2 separate regions of the Mus musculus genome follow, and region 1 is linked to region 2. A link is a loop called in an ENCODE intact Hi-C map of the cell type or tissue named here. Cell type or tissue: left cerebral cortex. All regions are shown on one strand. Links, peaks and the distances in the headings refer to the core of each region. The heading gives the core; the rest is flanking DNA.

The links. Hi-C counts contacts between places; a loop is a spot of excess contacts. Peaks named below come from ENCODE experiments on the same cell type or tissue, not always from the same donor. Only the 100,000 strongest peaks of a DNase experiment are listed, where the experiment ranks them.
Region 1: a loop joins it to region 2, with 13 times the contacts of the local background. A loop is called at or near these places in 17 of 42 quality-filtered maps.

The regions. Positions count from the first base shown.
Region 1 is chr17:35,257,793-35,266,091 of GRCm38, reverse strand. H2-D1 (histocompatibility 2, D region locus 1) reads right to left here and starts at 2,998. Exons shown (of 8, transcript NM_010380.3): 1 at 2,906-2,998; 2 at 2,444-2,713; 3 at 1,978-2,253; 4 at 33-308. The coding sequence starts at 2,978. In left cerebral cortex, for the core only: CTCF peaks have their summits at 6,834 and 7,780; DNase peaks (open chromatin) are centred at 3,083, 6,803 and 7,751; H3K4me3 peaks cover 1,664 bases; H3K27ac peaks cover 492 bases.
Region 2 is chr17:33,997,325-34,005,642 of GRCm38, reverse strand. It overlaps H2-K1 (histocompatibility 2, K1, K region), which reads left to right and starts at 5,310. Exons shown (of 8, transcript NM_001001892.2): 1 at 5,310-5,449; 2 at 5,640-5,909; 3 at 6,097-6,372; 4 at 8,083-8,318. The coding sequence starts at 5,386. Gm31082 (a long non-coding RNA gene) reads left to right here and starts at 1,495. Exons shown (of 3, transcript XR_385546.3): 1 at 1,495-2,055; 2 at 2,198-2,275; 3 at 2,361-3,264. In left cerebral cortex, for the core only: a CTCF peak has its summit at 2,016 (motif pointing right); DNase peaks (open chromatin) are centred at 2,010 and 5,267; H3K4me3 peaks cover 1,328 bases.

The DNA.
Region 1 (8,299 bases), core at 1-8,000, 1.3 Mb before region 2:
TGACCCCAGCTCTGCACCCACACCCTCCTTACCCCATCTCAGGGTGAGGGGCTCAGGCAGCCCCTCATGGTACACACGGCATGTGTAATTCTGCTCCTTCCCAAGAGGCACCACCACAGATGCCCACTTCTGGAAGGTTCCATCCCCTGCAGGCCTGGTCTCCACAAGCTCCATGTCCTGGGTCAGCTCCTCCCCATTCAACTGCCAGGTCAGGGTGATGTCAGCAGGGTAGAAGCCCAGGGCCCAGCACCTCAGGGTGACTTCACCTTTAGATCTGGGGTGATGGGTCACATGTGCCTTTGGGGAATCTGTGTGGAAGATTTAAGAAATTCCACAATTAACAAGACAAACTGAAATCTACACAAGACTCAGTTAAATCAATGATGAGAGTGAACTATGTGTCTATTTGACACTACACTGTCATTGCACTAGTGACCAAAAGCAGAGCTGGTCCCCTCAGCACAGGACTGCACATTTTCTTTTGGGACAAAGAAGCTAAGAGGGAATCCACATGAGCCAGTGGGTGAACATGGCCATCCTTATGTGATGTTCAATAGCATGAGAGAGATAGTCACAGAATGGAATAGGGAATGGAAAATAAGTAATTTAATATCTGTTTGAGTTCATATCAAAATTAGGGGCATATGCTACTGGAAGGGTCCCACCACTGAGACTCAACCACTGTGGTCATCTTGCTGACCAACGTTAACTGTCAGTCCGAGTGAACAGCCATCACAAAGTCTGTAGCCAGAGAAAATGACTCCCAGCCCCTGACTCTGGAGGACAAGGTACAGGTATGTCACACAGGATCCCTGGAGTGAGCTGTGGACCCCAGTGCAGCACTCACTGGAACACAGTGAGCTCACAGGGTGTGTGGTCTTCCCTCTCAATCCAGCCCTGGATTGCAGAAGACCCTGTCTCTCAGAGTCCAAGTCCTGATTCACTGGGGGGGGGGCACTGTAACTTGTGGGGGCAGAGGAAGAGCAGGAGGCTTCTGGATGTTTAGTTCTGACAGGAAACACTCTAAGTTCACAAGAATCTCTCCTTTAATGAGAACCCTGATTTAACTTGCATAATTATCCAGGTTAGCAGTCTCCTCTGGCACCTATGGGGACTGATACAAATGATAATACAAGGGCATGGAGAAACAGGATCACTCCAGTGCAGACAAAAACTGACTAGAAAAAAAATAAGGCCTCAAAAAAAAAAAAAAAAAGTAAAGAAAAAAGAAAGGCCAGGCAGTCCATAATCCCAGCACTCAGGAGGCAGAGGCATGTGAATTTGAGGACAACCTGGGCTACAAAGTGAGTTCCAGGACAGCCAGGGCTATACAGAGAAACCCTGTCTCAAAAAAATCGGAAAAGAGAGAGAGAGAGAGAGAGAGAAAACAAAAAAGAAAATTCTCGATTTATATTCCTCCAGGGTACCCCATAAGAGCTCATGTGACCATTCACCACTGTAGGAATAGAGAGAATTAGGTTGTCGAAGGGGTGCAAACCCCACAGACAGGGAGGGATCTGGGAGAATGTATTCTCTGGAAAATTCTAGAAGCTGGGGCAACCAGGCTAGTGTATAGGAGTCCATGTTTCCAATCAGGTAAGGCGACTTCCGGTCCTGAGGTGTAAGGGTTGACACACTCAGCAGGACAGGAGTCAGTGTCCACCGACAGTGGGCGTGGGCAGAGAACCCGGCCTGGGAGAGGCCATGGCTGACAGAGGCTACAGGGGAACTGAAGGGAGCAGCTGTTGTTACCTCAGGGAAATTCTCTCCTTCCCTCCTGAGACAGGCTGGGCACTGTCCAGGGAGAAGGCTGAGCCCTGGGAGAGTCAGTGCAGTCACTGTGCTGAGGCATCAGGAGACCCAGGGACACTCTCTCCCCTCTGAGACAGGGGCATGACCCCAGCTGAGGGTTTCTTCTTCCCCAGGACTGAGCCCCAGCCCGAGGGCAGAGGGAGGAGCTGCCCGCGGCCCCTGCACCTGTGCGCAGCAGCGTCGCGTTCCCGTTCTTCAGGTATCTGTGGAGCCACTCCACGCACTCGCCCTCCAGGTAGGCCTTGTAATGCTCTGCAGCACCACTCTGCTCCCACTTGCGTCGGGTGATCTGCGCCGCCATGTCCGCCGCCGTCCACGTTTTCAGGTCTTCGTTCAGGGCGATGTAATCGCGGCCTTCATAGGCGAACTGCAGGTACCCGCGGAGGAGGCGCCAGTCCGACCCCAAGTCACAGCCAGACATCTGCTGGAGTGTGTGAGAGCCTGCGGGACCCTGCGGTCAGCCCCGCTCACCCGCCCCGGCCCCGCCCGCCCGGCCGCGGACTCCTCCAAACTGAAAGGGAAACCGGTTCCGGGTCCGTTCTGTTCCCAAACCTCGGACTTGGGACCCGGGACGTCAGCGTCCCTGTGTCGGGAAGTGGAGGGGCCTGACCTCCGACGCGGGGTCACTCACCGCCCGCGCTCTGGTTGTAGTAGCCGAGCAGGTTCCTCAGGCTCACTCGGAACCACTGCTCTTGGCCCTTGGCTTTCTGTGTTTCCCGCTCCCAATACTCCGGCCCCTCCTGCTCCATCCACGGCGCCCGCGGCTCATATCTCGGATTCTCCGCGTCGCTGTCGAAGCGCACGAACTCCTTGTTGTCCACATAGCCGACAGAGATGTACCGGGGCTCCTCGAGGCCGGGCCGGGACACGGCGGTCTCGAAATACCGCATCGAGTGTGGGCCTGGGGACGGCGCGCGGTGAGACCCCGACCTCCTCACCAAACCCCGGGCGGCTGCGCAGGCCGGGAGGGGATCTGGGCGCGGGGCTCAGGTGGAGAAGGGGCGGAGGGTCCGGTGGGCGACGCGGGGACGCGGCTTCCCCCGTGCCGCCCCTCTCCCCGCAGAGGCCGTTTCCCTCCCGACCCCGCACTCACCCGCGCGGGTCTGAGTCGGGGCCAGGGCGGCCGCCAGCAGCAGGAGCAGCGTGCGCGGAGCCATCGCCCCCATCTGGGATCCCGGGTGTCTGAGTCCCGCGGGTTGCGTGGACTTTATAACCAGCGTCCGCGGCGACGCTGATTGGCTCCTGGAATCTCGCCACCCAATGATAGTGAGACCTGCCAGCGCGTCATCAGTGTCCCGGCAGAAGGACCTGACCCAGGTTAGGTGCAGAAGTGAAACTGAGGAGATGGGGAATCCCCAGCCCTGGGCTTCCCCACCCCTGACCTCACCGCCTGGCAACCAAGACTTTGCCTGAACCCTGTACTGCGGACAGAGAGCAGTTTGTCGTGGTGACTCCGAGTTCTGACCCAGAAGCTGTCAGATCACCAGGAGAGACCCACAAGCCCGACTCACTGTTTCCTAACCTCCACCCTTCCTCTTCCTTCTTCTCTTCAGAAGTCACACCCTAGAGTCTTCTAGAAGAAAGGTCACTTCCGGGAATACAATGGCGACACAAGCGCTTAGGGATGCAGTGGAGAGAGGCTTCTCTTTAAAGCAGAGGCGCTGGCCTGCAAGCCCCACAGGGATCCCACAGAGACCAGGCTCTGTTCACCTGCAATGGGCGGCTCACACTGCCAAGCCTGAGTGCAGGACTCTCATCTGTAAAGGGGAGACTTTGCCTATTTCCTCAGGATCTGTCTTCTCAGCCTCGGGCTTAGTCTCAGACTCCTCCTGTTTCTTCCCATATGAAGCCTCTGTAGCTCCAGATGGGTGTGTTTTATGTAGAAGAATTGTCATTCTCAGTCCTGAGATTGTCCGGGTGGACCTAGGTCATTGTCTCAGCACTGTAGACCCCGTTGTCCACTGGGAAGAGGGCTTGGTATCAAAGGAACATAAATTTTATTAATCACCCCATTCTCCATGTTTCGTTCAAAGGTTCTCCAATTTTATCCAAACATGGTGTATATCTGTAGTGTGGGGTGTCCCACGCACCCCCATTTTTAACTTACAGGACCAATAGGGACATCCTCCACAGGTATTAGTGTCCTTAATGCATGATGGGTCTGATTGCCAAGGAGAGCAAGCAAGGGAATGAGCACTGGAAGAGGCGATTGGCTGTATAGGAATCGTAACGGGTTTCTGACGTCCCGCTAGTGTGCAGTCTCCAGTCCCGATGCCTGGTTCTTCCCAGATGTTTCCCTGACGTTAAACAGGCAGAGCATGGTGTTAGGAGGAGTGGGGCTAGCCGAAGCATGGCGTCAGGCAGGGTAAAAACAGCCATGGGAATGACAGAGAAGGAGCCTTGAGGGGCTGGGGGTGGGGAGAACAGCAACAGGGAGCCATGTCAATGAGGAACTGAATGTCCGCCCAGGTGACCTGCTTGTGTGACCTCGGGGGCCTGCACGGTCTCCTCTTTGTTTTCTCTGTGATCCCCAGGCATGCCATCTTTCTGACTGGAGGGTGTCGTCGGTCATACCCAGACAGGATCAACAAATCCCCTTCCTACTCTTAATAGGGAATAATCCGTCCACTCCAGCACCCGTCAAGTGGGTCCTTCCATCTGACCAGGATGGGTGGCATAGGTGGTGGTTGAGTCCAGTGACAGACAATGGGAGGTTTGTCTTGGGTGGCATAGATGTTGAACACATTCAGTGTAAATAATGCCAGGTTTAATTCAGTGTTGGTGGTAGAAAGCCTTGTATTTAATTAAATTTTTTAAGTATTTGATTTGTTCTTTCAATAACAGCTTGGCCCTGAGTGTTGTGAGGGATACCAGTACGGTGGACAATTATTTTAGAATTGATGGCTGTTGAATGGTGGTCCAGTATCATCTTTGATATGGAGAAGGACCCTTGTAAAAGCAAAAGTGGAGAACATGTGATTAATTAGGGTTTTTTTTTTATAGGAATAGGTATCAATGGTAACGATTACAAATTTCTGTGTACCGAATGTGGGATGTGGGTGGCATCACTCTTGCAAGAGGGTGTTAGCCTTAGGGCCTCTGGCCTTGGTGCCCAATTGTTGTGTATCAGGGGTGCAAATTAGGGAGGCACTGGAGGAGAAAGTTCTGAGGATGTGCCTGAGGTATTTAGTGGGGGTATTGGGGAATTTGAGCTGTAGCCCTTTCAGGTTAATATGGGTGAGCTGAGGGGAGTTCTTTTGCAGTGAGGGTAACAGAGTAAAGGCCCCACTTGTGGCAATCTTACCGGCTGCTGTGTTGCTACCAGAGAGGGGTCTGATGAGCTGTGCTGAGTGTGACTACACATGGCTGATCACAAATGGGATATGTTCTAGGTTAAAGTATTTTTGAAATCGTATTCGTTGGGGAAAAGGGTCACTACCAAGCCTGACCTAGCAGCAGGCTAGCCATGGGAGTAAGCTGACTGTATAAGCGGTGTCTGGATAAAGATGAGCTGGTTCTTTCAGGTATGTTAAGACCAGATGGAATACAGTTCTTTTAATTGGGGAGATTTATCTGTGAAAGGGGGAAATGTGACTCAGAGCTGGTGTGTCTCTTTGGTATACTATGTAGACAGCACCCTGTCGCTCTCCATCCATGAAAACTCTGTGGGCCATGGGATATCAGACCAAAAGCACAGTAGTGCGGGGGGAAGACACCTAAAGACTGGTGTGGCTGCAGGAAGTTATCTTTGGGATAATGGTTGTCTGTCTGTCCCAGGAAGCCGATGAGGCTATTAGCAAAAGGGGTGTGGTTTCCCAGGAGACACTGGATGTCTGGGAGAGGGAAGGGCAAAACAGTTTCACCAGGTTCTTTTTTTTTGGGGGGGGGGGGTCGAGACAGGTTTTCTCTGTGTAGCCCTGGCTATCCTGGAACTCACTTTGTAGCCCAGGCTGGCCTCGAACTCAGAAATCCGCCTGCCTCTGCCTCCCGAGTGCTGTGATCAAAGGCTTGCGCCACCACGCCCGGCTACACCAGGTTCTTTACCTATAGCTTTTAAGGTGCTCTCTCTTCCTGTCCTAATTATAGTGGATAAAGTGTCAACCTCTGTTAGTAGTTGAGGGGCTCTCCCTGTTGGCGTATGGAGCCATTCTAGGGTCCCCGTTAGGGCAAGATTTGAATATGAAGACCCGGATTGGGTGTTGTGGATCATAGCGAGGCAGGTGTATGTAACATGGTGTTTAATAGAACAAATGATCTCTCTGGCTGTTGGGAGAGAAGAGAGAAGGAATCCTTTCCACCTTTAAGTAAATCAAACAGAGGCTGTGATTGCCTGGTTGATATAAGGAGCCAAGGTCTAAGCCAATAGTGCATATTCATGAATGGATGCAGAGGGTCTGCCTCTTGCTGGCCGACATCTTTACTCATCCTCGTCTGTCCAATCGGCACAGTCTGCAGGCAACAAGCCAGGCTGCACTAAGCCAGGAAAGCCAGGCTTAATTTAAAGTAGTACAGCTACTGTTTCTGGGGTGTTCTCTGAATCCTTGTAAGTGGAGGGGCATTTCTGTGTGCATCTACAGATGCAGGGTGAGTCTTATTGGCACTGGTGTGGTACGGTAAGGGTCCCTGAGCATCCTGCACCTCCTTTAGAGTGTTTCCATATCAGAGTAACTATCAGCAAAGGTAGAGCTGATCTGAACAGCTCCCTTGTGACCCACCAGCCCCTCCTGCCGTTTTCCCTGCTTACAGCTTGCTAAATTCGAATGTACACCCATGTTGTGTGACAGGATTGTCCTGGTAGACTTGACACCCCTCTTCTCGCCTCAAAATGTGAACCCATGGCAGACAAAAGTAACAGTGGCACCAAAGTCCACCTTGGTGAGCCAGTGAGATTTTGCTGGGTTACCAGAAGTACAAGTAATGAGAACTGAGATAGTTTGAATACAGCCGGCCCAGGGTGTGGCACTATGAGGAAGTGTGGCTTTGCTGGAGTGGGCATGGCTTTTTTAGAGGAAGTGTGTCACGGTGGGGATGGGCAATGAGAGCCTCCTAACCACACTAGGTCTTCCCCTAGCGGCCTTCAAATGAAGATGTAGAACTCGGGGGCTGGCGAGATGGCTAAGCGTTTAAGGGCACTGACTGCTCTTCCAGAGGATCTGAGTTAAGCAAACACACATACTGATAAATTTTTGGATATGGTTTTATACACACACACACACACACACACACACACACATGTTTATTTATTTTCAAGGTTTTGTGTAGCTCCAGTTGTTCTGGAACTCTTATGTAGACCCAGGTGGCCTAGAACTCCAAAGATCTGCCTGCCTCGGTCCCCACCCCACCCTAGTGCTGGGATTAAAGACATGGACACCATGCCAAGGTTTTAATAACATCTCGACAGGCTATAATAATAAATTCTGGGCTAGAGAAATGGCTCAGCGGTTAAGAGGACTGACTGCTTTTCCAGAGGTCCTGAGTTCAAATCCCAGCAACCACATGGTGGCTCACAACCATCTGTAATGAGATCTGATGCCCTCTTCTGGTGTGTCTGAAGACAGCTACAGTGTATAATAAATACATAAATCTTTTTTTAAAAATTCTTTAAAGGTTGTCATCGCTGACCTAGAATTTCCCAAATGGCTTGTAACAATTTTGGAAGTGTTGTGAAAGAGACACACTTTTTTTTTTTTTTTTTTTTTTTTCGAGACAGGGTTTCTCTGTATAGCCCTGGCTGTCCTGGAACTCACTTTGTAGACCAGGCTGGCCTCGGACTCAGAAATCCGCCTGCCTCTGCCTCCCAAGTGCTGGGATTAAAGGCGTGCGCCACCACCGCCCGGGTAAGAGGCACACTTTTTGACAACAGTGTGGTTTCCTGTTTTCCTTGTCATGTTCAAATCACGTGGGTGTACTCATAGTTTCATAGACCAGGAGAGCCGCCTGCAGGCTATCTGTGGAACTGCAGGCACAAATCCTAATCGGTATTGCAGCCGACCAGAAGCTTTGAGGGTAACAATGGCCCTGAAGCTCGGAAGCGCAGCCAGCTTGCCGCTAAAGCACCATCTTCCCAGAGCTTGCAGCTTTTTGGACATCAGAGAATTGAGACCTCCCCCAGGAGGTGAGGGAGAAGGTTGGACTCAGGATGTAAACAAGCAGGTTTCTGAGAAAGTGAAACTAGCCTGGTCCACAAGCGTTGGCTCCCAGTTACCTCTGGAGGATTCTGAGCAGCCCAGCGGGCCAACTCTGAGTTTCTCAGAGTTCCCGGGTCCCAGCTGTCATGAGTCTTCACGTGGGTTGCGTGGGCTGGCTTTCCAGCTGCCTTTGAGTCAGCCCCTACTCCCGTAAGTAACTGTCTTAGTTACTTTTACAGCTGTGAACAGACACTATAACCAAGGAAACTCTTAAAAGAACAAATTTAATTGGGGCTGGCTTTCAGGTTCAGAGGTTCAGTCCATTATCATCAAGGCAGTATCCAGGCAGGCGTGGCACT
Region 2 (8,318 bases), core at 319-8,318:
AAAAAAGTCCATCATATACTGGGCCACTAGGCAAAGATGGATGCCCCAGCACTGCAGGAGAATCTTGGGTGACTGTCCAGGCAGCCAGCGATCTCTGCCATTTCCGTAGCTTTGTAAGGAAGCTGCTTGCTCTGCACTTGCTGTTTTCTCAGGGAATATTTATCCTTCTCAGGTCACTGATTGGGGGAAGACTGCATAGTCACAGTCTCACAGCAAGCTTAGGTTGTTTAGGATTCAAGAAAACTATTTAGGTCTAGGAAGATATTTATAGGTGGATAATTTCAAGTTATGATTGAAAAGGAATTAGGGAAAGAACTTTGGACTCATGAGATAGATAGGACTTTGGATTTATAACATAGATAATTTCTTAGTGGTTGACAAATACAAATGAAACAGACATTATGAATGTAATTCTTATATTTTATATTAAGAATTAATTAAGCCAGGCAGTGGTGGCCCACGCCTTCAATCCCAGCACTCAGGGGCAGAGGCAGGCAGATTTCTGAGTTTGAGGCCAGCCTGGTCTACAGAGTGAGTTCCTGGATAGCCAGGGCTGCACAGAGAAACCTTGTCTTGAAAAAAAAAAAAAGAAAGGGAATTAGTTAAAATTCTTAATTTTCATAATTAATTTTCTTAATGAATTAAATGAAGAATTAATAATAATTAATAAATAATTAATAACTCAAATTCTTAACTTTTTAAAATTAAGTTTATTTTTTAAAAGATTAATTTATTTATTTTAGGTATTTGAGTACACTGTTGTTTGTTTTGTCTTCAGACACACCAGAAGAGGGCAACAAATCACATTAGAGATGGTTGTGAGCCACTATGTGGTTTCTTGGAATTGAATTCAGGACCTTTGGAAGAGCAGTTAGTGCTCTTAAGCACTGAGCCATCTCTCCAGCCCTAATATTACGTTTTGATACTTGTTCTTATTGTATAAAGTTGATGATGTCAGAGAAAGAGCTGTTTATAGGACTAAGAGGTATATTGTTGAAGTAATGTTGTGGTACACTGTGTGAAGATGAGTCTCTGTCCTACCTTGCCTACCTAAAGCACCCTGAGTGGTAAAATAAAAACTCTATGTCCTGTAGCAAAGAGAGTAGAAGGCAGAATTCTGGTCAGTTAGAGGAACTCTGGGAAGAGAGAAGCATGGGGGATTTGTCACACGGGCTCATAGAAAGTGGTATGTGTGAAACTGAGGAGAGGTGACCAGTCACATGGCAGAACTTAGAATAGTATGAATGGGATAACTGAATTATGAGATAGCTGGAAACAGGCCTAGCATAAAGCATAGGCATTCAAAAACAAATGTAAGTCTGCCGTCATTATTCAGAGCAAGGGAGGACAAGCAGGAATCTCCGACAGATAACAGGAGCAGGAGCAAGCAGACACAGAGCAAGCCTTTCCTTCTTCCATGTCTTCATGTAGGCTTCCAGCAGAAGGCGTGGCCCAGATCAGAAAGTGGGAGGGGCTCCCGCTCAATTATTTTGGATTACAAAGGGGGAGGGGCTCCCGCTCAAATATTTTGGATTACAAAGGGGGAGGGGCTCCTGCTCAAATATTCTGGATTACAGGTGTGTCTTCCTACCTCAAAGAAAAGGGTCAGAAATTGATCTTCCCACTTCAAATTAAGCAAAAACGCCTCACAGATGGTGTCCTCCATTTTGAGGTTTTAGTTAGCCCCACATGTAGCTGGCATCAAAGAACCAACATCATGGTCCCTGTCCGACTTCTGGAACTGCTCTGTTTGGGGCTTTGCAGCTCCTTTTAGCACTCATGACTCTGCCTCCTGCCTCCCCTCTTACCGGGAGTTTTCTTTCCACGGGTGGAAAAGCACGTAAAGTTCTTTGGGATGTAAGTTTGATGAGAGCAGGGCAGCCTGAGACCTGAAAGCCCTGGAGAAGTGCACACAGGAAGGAGGCCCTGGGGCAGCTCAGCAGCCTGGATCCCCTTTACCCTCAGCTCTGTGGGCTCAGACGCTGTCCTCTTTGTTTCTTCCACCAGGCGGCGCTGTTGCCCAAGAATGTGATTCTTCCCTGTCATCTTCAACAGGTGAGACCCTGGAGGGTCTGCAGTGGGAGGAAAGATGGGAAAGGGGACACCTTTCTCTGCAGGAATGCTCTGGATATTGGGGTGTCATGGTCTGTTACAAATTAGCATTTAAACATCTGATTGGAGTTTATCTTGTTCATAGGGAATCAAAAACTAACATCAGCTCAAGTGCAGAGATGAGCACACACTGTGTCTTTTTCCTGGGATGAGGCTGTGATCAGTATGTTGTATTTTTAATTCTATGACTCTTTTGCAAATTGTCTTCATACAGTGTATTTCAATCATACATTTCTGTTCTATTCCAGAGCTGGCTTCACTGGCTGGTGATACAGATTTGTCTAAAGAGCCCACTATCAGCCTCTACTCTAGATATGTAGGAGAAAGGATTTTGAAATCATATGTTTAAATTTTTTATTAGAATTATTTTTTTGTACATGAGTATGTAGGTACACAAGCATTGGGTCCATTGGAACTGAAGTTGCAGATGGTTGACAGCCGCCACGTGCTGATGGAACTCACCCTGGATCCTCTGCAACAGGAACACGTGCTCTCAGCTCTGAGCCATCTCTCCAGCCACCATTGGAATGTTCACATCAGGAAACCACACAGCTGATCCACAGCCTGCTGCTGAGCACCTTGAGAGAAACTAGAGGCCCAGGAAGAGACAGTGTCAGTGCAGAGCTCAGGAGGGAGGGGAGCTGGGCACTGATGGGGAGAGGCCTGAGGGACAGAGACAGAGAGGGGCTGAGCAGGAGGAGACAGAGGCAAAGGGGGAGACCTAACTCAGCAGAGTCCCCTGTTGGAGGGTATCTCTGTCAGATTGCACTGGACACATCTGCAGAACCCTGCTGGCCTCTTCCATTTCATAGTGAAAGGTGTGCTGGTTTGAATGAGAACAGCCACACAGGCTCATAGGAATGAATCCTTCGAATCCAGCTGATGGAACTGTTCAGAAAGGACTGGGAGGTGTGGCCTTGTTGGAGGATGTGTGCCACTGGGTTGGGCACTGAGGTTTTAACAGAATTTCACTTTTCCCAGTGTCTCAGTCTTTTGCTTGCAAATCAAGTCCTGAGTTCTCAGCTTTCTACCACACCTTTCCTCTGCCATCATGGACTCAAACCCTCTGAAATTAGAGAACAGATTAAACATGTTCTTTTTTGTATTGCCTTGATTACACTGTCTTATCACAGCAATAAAAAACTAGCTAAAGCTGGTGTGGTGACAATGCCTTCAATCTGAGTGTGGTGGATTGAATAGGTGGCCTCATAGACTCATGTGTTTGAAAGCTTGGCCCACAAGGAGTGGCAATGTTAGGAGTGTGACTGTGTTAGAGGAAGTGTGTCACTTTGAGGTTGGCCTTTGAGGTCTCCTATGCTCATGAGCTGCCCAGTGTGGAATGAAAGCCTCTTCCTGGCTGCATTTGGATCAAGATGTAGAAGTCTCCCCTTCTCCAGCACCATGTCTACCTGCACACTGGCATGCTTCCTGTCATGATGGACTAAATCCCTGAAACTGTAAGCCAGACCCTATTAAATGTCTCCCTTTAGAAGGAATGCCTTGGTCATGGTGTTTCTTCACAGCAACAAAACCAAAACTAACACACCCAGCACTTAGGATGCAAAGGCAGATGTATCTCTGTGAGTTCAAGGGCAGCCTGATCTACATAATGAATTACAGAATAGCCAGGGCTGTGCAGATAGACCTTGTCTAAACAAGCAAACAAACAAAACCCATAGTAAAATAAGAAGAAAAGTAATGGAGACAGATCCTTTGTGTAGCTGCCTAACCCCAACAGCATCCCTAGGTTGATCAGGAAGAAACCTAAGAGCATCAAGTCCCCATGGAAAATGCTCACAACATCTAATAAGAGGGGTTCAGGGAGACAGGGTCTGCTGAATCCTGGTGAGGCTGGGGGGCTGCTGTGGGGATCTGCATGGGGAGGTGACTGGAGTTCACACCTGTGGTCACACGCATTCATTGCTCTGTGTGATGAGTGACTCTCTTCAGGAGTCCCCACCCATCTATGCTCTTCTTTCCACTTCACTTCTGTGACTGATTTGAAAAGATCCACAGAATCATGAAATGGGTAAATTTAATCTTTCCCCACACTACTGATCAGGGATGAAACCTCACATCACAGTGTGTGCTCTCTGGCATGAGAATCATCTTTCTCCCAGTGTCCACACTGCACAGGCCTGAGGAACTCTGGGGCCAACTCAATTATCAGAACCCGTGTCCCACACAGCTGTGACATTCATGTCCCTCACCTCATCAGCTCAAAAGTGTGAGTGAAGGTCAGGGAGGGAGGGAGAGGGTCAGAGATTACATAACTTCTACCACACTAGCATCCTTATTCTGTGTTATAGTTGGTGACAGCTCCTCTCCTACTGTGATTGAGTCACTAAAGCAACTGCACCATGGAAGTGCAGACACAGAGAAGTCCAGTGGAGACAGGGATCAGTGCCCTGCTGTCTGTGGTCTGCACGGGGTCTCTCTTCAGTGGACAAGGGGGTCTCCTGTGCTGAGACAATGTCCCAGATCCACAGAGACAAACTCAGGACTCAGAATGAAGATCCTTGTTTCAAATACACACACACACACATACACACACACACACACACACACACACACACACACACACACCTGCAGCCACAGACTTTTCATCTAGGAATTAACACAAGGAATCTGTGTCTCAGCACAGGGCTGAGAAGACAGATCCTGAGGGGAGAGGCAAAGTCTACACTTAACAGATGAGAGTCCTGCACTCAGGCTTGGCAGTGTGAGCCGCCCATTGCAGGTGAACAGAGCCTGGTCTCTGTGGGGTCCCTGTGGGGCTTGCAGCCCAGCGCCTTGACTTTAAGGAAAAGCCTCTCTCTCCACTGCATCCCTAAGCGCTTGTGTCGCCATTGTATTCCCGGAAGAGGCTTTTCTTCTAGAAGACTCCAGGGTCTGACTTCTGAAGAGAAGAAGAAAGAGGAAGAGTGGAAGAGAGGACACAGAGAGTCTGGCCTGCGGGTCTCTCCTGGTGTTTTGAGAGTTTCTGGATCAGAACTCGGAGACGACAGCACAGGGTTCAGGCAAAGTCTTAGTCGCCAGGCAGTGAGGTCAGGGGTGGGGAAGCCCAGGGCTGGGGATTCCCCATCTCCACAGTTTCACTTCTGCACCTAACCTGGGTCAGGTCCTTCTGTCCGGACACTGTTGACGCGCAGTCAGCTCTTACCCCCATTGGGTGGCGCGATCACCAAGAACCAATCAGTGTCGCCGCGGACGCTGGATATAAAGTCCACGCAGCCCGCAGAACTCAGAAGTCGCGAATCGCCGACAGGTGCGATGGTACCGTGCACGCTGCTCCTGCTGTTGGCGGCCGCCCTGGCTCCGACTCAGACCCGCGCGGGTGAGTACCGGGCCGGGAGGGAAACGGCCTCTGAGGGGAGGGGCGGCACCGGGGAAGCCGCGTCCTCGGGTCGCCCACCGGACCCTCCGCCCCTTCTCCACCCGAGTCCCGCGCCCTGCTCCCCTCTCAGCCCGCGCAGCCGCCCGGGGTCTGGTGAGGTGGTCCGGGTCTCACCGCGCGCCGCCCCCAGGCCCACACTCGCTGAGGTATTTCGTCACCGCCGTGTCCCGGCCCGGCCTCGGGGAGCCCCGGTACATGGAAGTCGGCTACGTGGACGACACGGAGTTCGTGCGCTTCGACAGCGACGCGGAGAATCCGAGATATGAGCCGCGGGCGCGGTGGATGGAGCAGGAGGGGCCCGAGTATTGGGAGCGGGAGACACAGAAAGCCAAGGGCAATGAGCAGAGTTTCCGAGTGGACCTGAGGACCCTGCTCGGCTACTACAACCAGAGCAAGGGCGGTGAGTGACCCCGGGTCGGAGGTCACGACCCCTCCACGTCCCGACACAGGGACGCTGACGTCCCGGGTCCCAAGTCCGAGGTTCGGGAACAGAACGGACCCGGAACCGGTTTCTCTTTCAGTTTGGAGGAGTCCGCGGGCGGGCGGGGCCGGGGCGGGTGAGCGGGGCTGACCGCGGGGTCCCGCAGGCTCTCACACTATTCAGGTGATCTCTGGCTGTGAAGTGGGGTCCGACGGGCGACTCCTCCGCGGGTACCAGCAGTACGCCTACGACGGCTGCGATTACATCGCCCTGAACGAAGACCTGAAAACGTGGACGGCGGCGGACATGGCGGCGCTGATCACCAAACACAAGTGGGAGCAGGCTGGTGAAGCAGAGAGACTCAGGGCCTACCTGGAGGGCACGTGCGTGGAGTGGCTCCGCAGATACCTGAAGAACGGGAACGCGACGCTGCTGCGCACAGGTGCAGGGGCCGCGGGCAGCTCCTCCCTCTGCCCTCGGGCTGGGGCTCAGTCCTGGGGAAGAAGAAACCCTCAGCTGGGGTGATGCCCCTGTCTCAGAGGGGAGAGAGTGTCGCTGGTCTCCTGATCCCTCATCACAGTGACTGCACTGACTCTCCCAGGGCTCAGCCTTCTCCCTGGACAGTGCCCAGGCTGTCTCAGGAGGGAAGGAGAGAATTTCCCTGAGGTAACAACAGCTGCTCCCTTCAGTTCCCCTGCAGCCTCTGTCAGCCATGGCCTCTCCCAGGCCGGGTTCTCTGCCCACGCCCACTGTCTGTAGACACTGACTCCTGTCCTGCTGAATGTGTCAGCCCTTACACCTCAGGACCGGAAGTCTCCTTACCTGATAAGAGACATGGACTCCTCTACACTAGGACGGTTCACCTAGTTTCTAGAATTTTCCAAAGAATACATTCTCACAGATCCCTCCCTGTCTGTGGGGTTTTGCACCCCTTAACAACCCAATTCTATCTATTCCTACAGTGGTGAATGGTCACATGAGCCCTTATGGGCTACCCTGGAGGAATATAAATCGTGGATTTTCTTCTCTCTCTCTCTCTCTCTCTCTTTCCGTTTTTTTTTTTTTTTTTTTTTTTTTTTTTTTTTTTTTTCCTAGACGGGGTTTCTCTGTATAGCCCTGGCTGTCCTGGAACTCACTTTGTAGACCAGGTTGGCCTTGAACTCAGAAATCTGCCTGCCTCTGGCTCCCGAGTGCTGGGATTAAAGGCATGTGCCACCACTCCTGGCCTTTCTTTTTTCTTAACTTTTTTTTTGGTGGGGGGGGGGGCTTATTTTGTTTCTAGTCAGCTTTTGTCTGCATTGGAGTGATCCAGTCTCTCCATGCCCTCCTATTATCATTTGTTTCAGTCTCCACAGGTGCCAGGGAAGGCTGCTAACCTGGATAATTAGACAAGTTAAATCAGGGTTCGAATTAAAGAAGAGATTCCTGTGAACTTAGACTGTTTCCTGTCAGAACTAAACATGCAGAAGCCTCCTGCTCTTCCTCTGCCCCACAAGTTACAGTGCTCCCTCCCGCTAGTAAATCAGGACTTGGACTCTGAGAGGCAGGGTCTTCTGCAATCCAGGGCTGAGTGAGAGGGAAGACCACACACCCTGTGAGCCCACTGTGTTCCAGTGAGTGCTGCACTGGGGTCCACAGCACACTCCAGGGATCCTGTGTGACACACCTGTACCTTGTCCCCCAGAGTCAGGGGCTGGGAGTCATTTTCTCTGGCTACACACTTAGTGATGGCTGTTCACTTGGACTGACAGTTAATGTTGGTCAGCAAGGTGACTACAATGGTTGAGTCTCAATGGTGTCACCTTCCAGGATCATACAGCCCTAATTTTAATATGAACTCAAACACATATTAAATTAGTTATTTTCCATTCCCTCCTCCATTCTTTGACTACCTCTCTCATGCTATTGAACATCACATAAGGATGGCCATGTTTACCCAATGGCTCATGTGGATTCCCTCTTAGCTTCTGAGTCCCAAAAGAAAATGTGCAGTCCTGTGCTGAGGGGACCAGCTCTGCTTTTGGTCACTAGTGCGATGACAGTTGAAGTGTCAAACAGACACATAGTTCACTGTCATCATTGATTTAACTGAGTCTTGGGTAGATTTCAGTTTGTCTTGTTAATTGTGTGATTTCTTAAATCTTCCACACAGATTCCCCAAAGGCCCATGTGACCCATCACAGCAGACCTGAAGATAAAGTCACCCTGAGGTGCTGGGCCCTGGGCTTCTACCCTGCTGACATCACCCTGACCTGGCAGTTGAATGGGGAGGAGCTGATCCAGGACATGGAGCTTGTGGAGACCAGGCCTGCAGGGGATGGAACCTTCCAGAAGTGGGCATCTGTGGTGGTGCCTCTTGGGAAGGAGCAGTATTACACATGCCATGTG